Regions from separate parts of the Homo sapiens genome. Here region 1 is linked to region 2. A link is a contact called in ENCODE Hi-C or POLR2A ChIA-PET data. All regions are on one chromosome and are shown on one strand. The core of a region is the stretch at or near the end of the contact, and the rest is flanking DNA. Distances in the headings are between cores, read along the strand shown.

The links. A loop is a pair of places that touch in the nucleus more often than their neighbours do. ChIA-PET counts read pairs that join two places held with the same protein, here RNA polymerase II (POLR2A). Pooled maps may share reads with other maps.
Region 1: a pooled map shows a loop between it and region 2 (2.5-fold over the local background). The contact joins two enhancer-like sites. A Hi-C loop is called at or near these places in 3 of 50 pooled maps. POLR2A ChIA-PET finds 5 or more read pairs at or near these places in 3 of 52 experiments (Caco-2, H1 and activated B cell).

Annotation. Positions count from the first base shown.
Region 1 is chr6:6,941,210-6,944,276 of GRCh38, reverse strand. No RefSeq gene overlaps it. Among named protein-coding and RNA genes, the nearest start is that of LINC03055, 57 kb to the right of the region's middle. Within about 2 kb of position 1,261, at least 6 of the 41 ENCODE cell types and tissues checked have a DNase peak (open chromatin) inside an H3K27ac peak, as active enhancers do.
Region 2 is chr6:6,822,267-6,825,324 of GRCh38, reverse strand. No RefSeq gene overlaps it. Among named protein-coding and RNA genes, the nearest start is that of LINC03055, 62 kb to the left of the region's middle. Within about 2 kb of position 1,609, at least 3 of the 41 ENCODE cell types and tissues checked have a DNase peak (open chromatin) inside an H3K27ac peak, as active enhancers do.

The sequences.
Region 1 (3,067 bases), core at 12-2,511, 120 kb before region 2:
TTACGCCTGTAATCCCAGCACTTTGGGAGGCCGAGGCGGGCGGATCATGAGGTCAGGTGATCTAGACCATCCTGGCTAACATGGTGAAACCCCATCTGTACTAAAAAATACAAAAAATTAGCTGGGCGTGGTGGTGGGCGCCTGTAGTCCCAGCTACTCGGGAGGCTGAGGCAGAAGAATGGCATGAACCCAGGAGGCAGAGCTTGCAGTGAGCCGAGATCGTGCCACAGCACTCCAGCCTGGGCGACAGAGCGAGACTCCGTCTCAAAAAAAAAAAAAAAGAATAATTATATTACTAACTTGTGAAATAATTATTTAATAAAGATTTAGTTGTAAAATGTGAAAAAAAAAAAAAAAGTAGAGACGAGGTCTCCCAATGTTGCCCAGGCTGGTCTTGAACTCCTGGGCTCAAGTGATCCTCCCATCTTGGCCTCCTAAAGTGCTGGGATTACAAGCATGACTACTGTGTGTGGCCTGATTATTTTTTTATTGTGGTAAAACATATGTAACATGCATTTTACCATCTTAACCATTTCTGAGTGTACAGCTCAGTGGCACTAAGTACATTCACCATGTTGTGCAGCCATCACCACCATCTATCTCTAGAACTTTTTCATGTTCCCAAACTGAAACTCTGTACCCATTAAACACCAACTCCCCATTCTCCCTCCCCCAGCCCCTGGCAGCCCCCATTCTACTTCCTGTCTCTGTGAGTTTACTCCTAGGGACCTCATACAAGTGGAATCATGTAGTATTTGCCCTTTTGTTTCACTGAGCATAATGTCTTCAATGTTCATCCACGTTGTGAATAATGCTGCTGTGATCATGGAGGTACAAATATCTATTCCAGTCCCTCCTTTCAATCTTGTTTATTTATTTTTGTATTTTGTTTTTATTTTTGTGGTCTGTGTCATCTTTAGCACTGAGAATTAATACTCTTTCCAGTTCCCCAGAATAGCATTTTGGGGTCCTCCTTCATTACTGTATTGCAAAAGCAAAGCAAAAAAAAAAAAAATGAGTGGAAAAATGTTTCTGACAATAAACTTGTAGAAAAAGCTATTTGCTTCCTGCTTTGAATCTTGCTATTATATCGCCCACTGGTAATTCCATTTCAGGACACGTCAAGCGGTTGGTCTTTCTGTTTACTGGCCAACATGTGGTTTGTAGGGGAGGCTGTGGAGAGCGCAGCCAGCCGCTCCGGCACGACACTGGGGCTCCTGCCAGCCCTCCCGCTCTTCTGCAACGGTCTGCCCATGTTCCACTTGAGACAGGCACCTGCCTGGCTGCATCACGCTCTGTCACTTCCTTCCCTGTATTTCAAATTGAGCTTTCAAAGCCCTAAGCAGCCGCCTGGTTGAGAAGTCATTAAAAAACAAAACAAAACAAAACAAAACAAAAAAAACAACAGCACGTACAGAACAGCTCATTTCTACGAACTCACTTTTAAAAGGTTGGCTTTATTCAGGTTTCAACCCTGACGCCTCTCAAACCCTCCCGTCTGGGTGTCTTTGTGCATTTTAGCTTTCCCTGGGCCCTACACGCCATTTGGAGGGGGTGGTCTTGCTTGCGCTTCATTACAGGAAAGTTATTCCGCATCTCCAAAGGCTTATAAATCTGCTCCCCAGATGGAAGTCTCCAGCAGAGGTTCCTGTCTTTGTGCAAGTCGCAAATTTCCCTTCAATTTCAATTCAACAAGTGAATAATCACGCGGATGAGGTAAATTGTAATACCCACCTCTCCTCTCACATTTTTTTTTTAAACTTTTAAAGTGAACACTGTTGTGAATTCTGACTTTTTTCCCCTTGGTTTATGATTAGCCAAGTCTGCAGCAGGTGATTCCTCAAGAAGAGACGGCAAGGATGAGTGGAAGGCCTTTAACCAATGTACAGCCTGGAGTAAGCAAAATGTCTCCAAGTGACAGCATATTTACTAGTAAAGGAATTTCATAACACGAGTTTTGAGTTTATTGGGGTGGTTTGTAAGAACCTAAGATTTGATTTTAAGGGAAAGTTAAGGGACAGGTACATCTGGGGCCAAAGGCCTGGGGACCTGCAGTGTGACCTTGGAGTGAAAAGGTGGGCCTCCCAAGCTGGACACGGGTACCCTCTCAGCACTGCAGACTCAGGCATTGTTGGGGCATTTAGGTCTGGTGACCTGGTGCTGTCTGACAGCAAGAGGGACCTGGAGCGTTGGACTGTCCTCTAAATCACACAGCTGTGGCTGGATTTTTCACTCTGCCTGTGCGCTGCTGCTTTGGATAACGAGTATAAAAAATGTGCAGTCCTCTTTATAACTGGTACACAATTGTCTCAGCTTTTTATGGTATTTTAAAATAATCAGAAAAGTACCACATATTGATCAAAACAATTAAACAATACAGAGCAGCATCAAGAAAACACTTAAGGCTGGGTAAGGTCCCTCACCCCTCTAATCCCAGCACTTTGGGAGGCCAAGGTATGGGATCACTTGAGGCCAGGAGTTCAAGTTCAGACTGGGCAGCATAGCAAGACGCCACCTCTACAAAAAATAAGAAAATTAGAGAAGCGTGGTGGGGAATACCTGTAGTCCCAGCTACTTAGGCTGAAGCAAGAGGATCACCTGACGGCAGGAGTTTGAGGCTGCAGTGAGCTATGATCACACCACTGCATTCCAGCCTGGGTGCAATGCAGTCTCTTTCTCTCTCAGAAAGTATTCCTTCCTTCAGGTTTCTACCCACCCCCTCCAGGCTCCATCATGGCATTGCTAATGATCCTTTGTTTTCCTTTCTGTGTATGTGTCTTCCTCCGTCGCCCAGGCTGGAGTAGTCACGCAATCTCAGCTCACTGCAACCTCCGCATCCCGAGCTCAAGCCACCAGCCTCCCTCAGCCTGCCAAGTAGCTAGGACTACAGGCACACACCACACCTGACTGATTTTTGTTGTATTTTTAGTAGAGATAGGGTTTTACCATGATGGCCAGGCTGGTCTGACTCCTGACCTCAGGTGATCCACCCGCCTTCAGCCTCCCAAAATACTGGGATTACAGGCGTTGAGCCACCGAGATTGCCTTGTTCTCCTAAGGACAAGTC
Region 2 (3,058 bases), core at 360-2,859:
TGTCCCCGGCTGTCATGAGTCATTTGCAAGGTGAGCCAGGATGTAAGCTGTGAGGGTGGAGAACGTTTGGTGCAGACCCAGGGCATCTGGCAGGGCCGTGTGGGTGAGTTGTGAGATGGGGAAGAGCATTGCTCCCAGGAGAATCCCACAGACAGCCCTGCCACCACATCCTGATTTTCCATCTCCATCCCTCCACAGAGATGGGGCCAGCCGCACATTTGGGGGCCATTCCCGGCTAGACTCCACTCACATTGCTGAATCAGAGAGCTCAAAGGACCTTCAAAAACCCATCAAACCCAAGCTTTTTATGTTGCAAATGAGGAAACTGAAGCCCAGAGAAAGAGTAATTGTCCCAAATCAGTGTAGGAACCTAACTCCTGTCAGAGCTGTCCCTCCACAGCAGGAGAACTCAGGGGCTGCCCCCACCCCGCGTGTCCTGAGCCTCCACACCTGCAACAGCGGGAGGCGAGCACAGGCTGGTACAGGTGCTGAGGGTGAGTGGGGCGATCAACTGGAGGCAACAGAAGTCATCAGTTTCATCATCATGGTGGGTCCCTGTCCTCTCTTGCTCTGCTGACCCCTCCTGCTGCACTTCCCTGGCCCCTTCCAAAAGCAGTGGCTTTTCCTTCTGGGTTGATGTAAATCCTTCGCTGCTTTAGCCCCAGGAGAGGGACCAGCTGATCCAAGCTAGGGTGGCTGTGAAGAACACAGTGGGGCTGCTCCTGCCTCCAGCTGCCCTGTCATGATGGAGCACCTGGGGTGCAGGGAGCAAAGGGCCGTCCCAGCACAGCCTGCCATCTCCAGGGTGGCTGGCGATGGCTGTGCACGACCATGGCCAAGAAGCTGTTAGGCTCTGATGATCCCGTCACTGAGCGTAGGAGTGGGAATTTCTGAGAAAGCCCCTAAAGGTGGCAGCATGGACAAAAGCTTCTCCCTAGCTTCAAGGGGCATCTTTCCTCAGAGCTGTGGAATGCCACGCATCTGTTTATCTCCCCAGAGTGCCTGCCTGCCGACTGTCTACCTCTGATTTCTCCGTGGGCTCAGCATGCCATTGGCATTTAATCCATTTGAAAAAATAGTAACGTCCAAGCCACCGACCTTCACATAAAGGCCTTGGAGACCCCTGCCAGTGTGTCTTCTATGTGGGGACTGATTGATCCCTGCCAGATAGCCCAGTTGGAAAGGGTAAAAAGAAACAGGACCCCAGTGCCAGGAGCAAGGGACCCGTGGGCCACCGAGCAGGTAGTGGAGTTTGCCCTGCACTCGGCCAGGACTCAGAGGTCACAATAACATGGAACTGGGCCAGGGACTTTGCCGGAGGTGATTAGATGTTTGGCATTTCTGAACCAAAGGCCATGACTTTTGCTCCCACATTTCTGATTCTGTGAACAGGCTGTGCCTCCCCCCAGATTGCCAGGGTTTCTGTCCTCTTCCTGCCAAGGAGTGTCAGGTGTGCTGGTGGATTGGACATTTCAAACCCAAGCATCAGGCTGAAGCTGGGGCCCTCTGTCCCCCTCTGTCTCTTGTCTGTCCCTCAAAGAATCTGTTCCACCATTGTTTGGCCAAGACTTCCCTGTCTGGTGGTTAAGAACTGAGGGACTGGGGTTTTCCAGCCAGTCTGCATCTGTGAGGTTTGTCTTCTTCCTTTTTCTAAAAACTGTGAGGCCTGGTCAGTGGAGTCTAGGCAAAATGCTCTTTTCAGCTAGCACTCTCTCTTTCTCTCTCTCTCTCTCTGCCGCCTTCTTCTTCTTCTTTCTCTCTCTCTGCCTCCTCCTCCTCCCCCTCCTCCTCCTTTTCTTCTTCTTCTTCCTTCTCTTTTTTCTTCCTCCTCTTTTCTTCTTCACAAGCTGTCTATAACTTACTTAATCTCCCCACTGAGCCGATTTTAAAAAAGAATATTTTGTAGAGATGGAGTCTTGCTGTGTGGAACAGGCTGATCTTAAACTCCTGGTCTCAAGGGATCTTCCTACCTCAGCCTCCCAAATTGCTGGGATTACAGGTGTGAGCTACTGTGCCTGGCTTGAACTGATTAAGTTCGGGTAGTTGAGATTTGGAGAGAATAAGGAAGTGGCCAGGGGTGGTGGCTGGCAGGTGGACAAGCCCAGGTGTGATTTCCAGGACTTGATGCTGACACCTGTGGAGGAAGGCTCACCATGAGACGAATGCTGCGAGGATGCTGGATGCACTTCTTCCCTTTTTATCTCTCCAGCGGCCCCGTGAGGAGGTAGCCATTGCTATCCCTGTTTTAGATGATGAAATTGAGGCTCAGAGAAGTTAAGTACCTTCCAAAATCGTCAGGTGGGTTTCTGAGCCATTGTTATAGCAGCAAAAGATATTTTCAGGCATCCTGGACATTGTGGATGACTGGATTGTTAGAGTGACCGTCCGTTCAGGTTGGTCCTCAGCCTTGGGCAAGCCTGGAGGGCTGGTCACCCCATTAGGTGCCCCTTCATGTCTTCCTCTTCTTTTCCCACTGTGAACCTATTGCTTTGATCTTCACAGCAATGCGCTGTTATTTGAGTGGTACCCTTGGGAAATGTAGACAGAGCTCTGGGAGCAGAGGGCAGAACCCAAATCCAGGAGTTGTGAGGATTACAGGAGCAAAATTCTTTGCACAGTGCTGGGAAGGCACGAATGCTCAGTACGTGGTGGTTCTTGTTAGTAGCACAATATGGTCTGGAGGGTGGAAGAAAAGAGGGAAACTGGGAGCAACTGCAGAATTAGGCATCAGGTGCCATGGAAGCAGAATGGCTCCATTTGTTGAGCTCCTGTTCAGGGCGGGCATTCTTTCACTTTCCTGGCTGGCATCCTCATGGCTGTGACTAGGTCTGGGAGGCAGGATGGAGGCCACAGTTTCCAGGTGAGGACAGCCAGGCACCTGCCCAAGCCAGGATGGGGTGGAGCAAGAATATGAATTCACCTTGGTCAGACTCCAAAGCGCTGATTTTAATATTGAAACCCAGCTGTCTTTTGGGGGAAAGGGGATGGGGAAAAGACACAGTCAGGAGGGACTCTGAAAGAACACAAGGCAGGGAGGCAGGAAGAAGCAGAGGGAGAA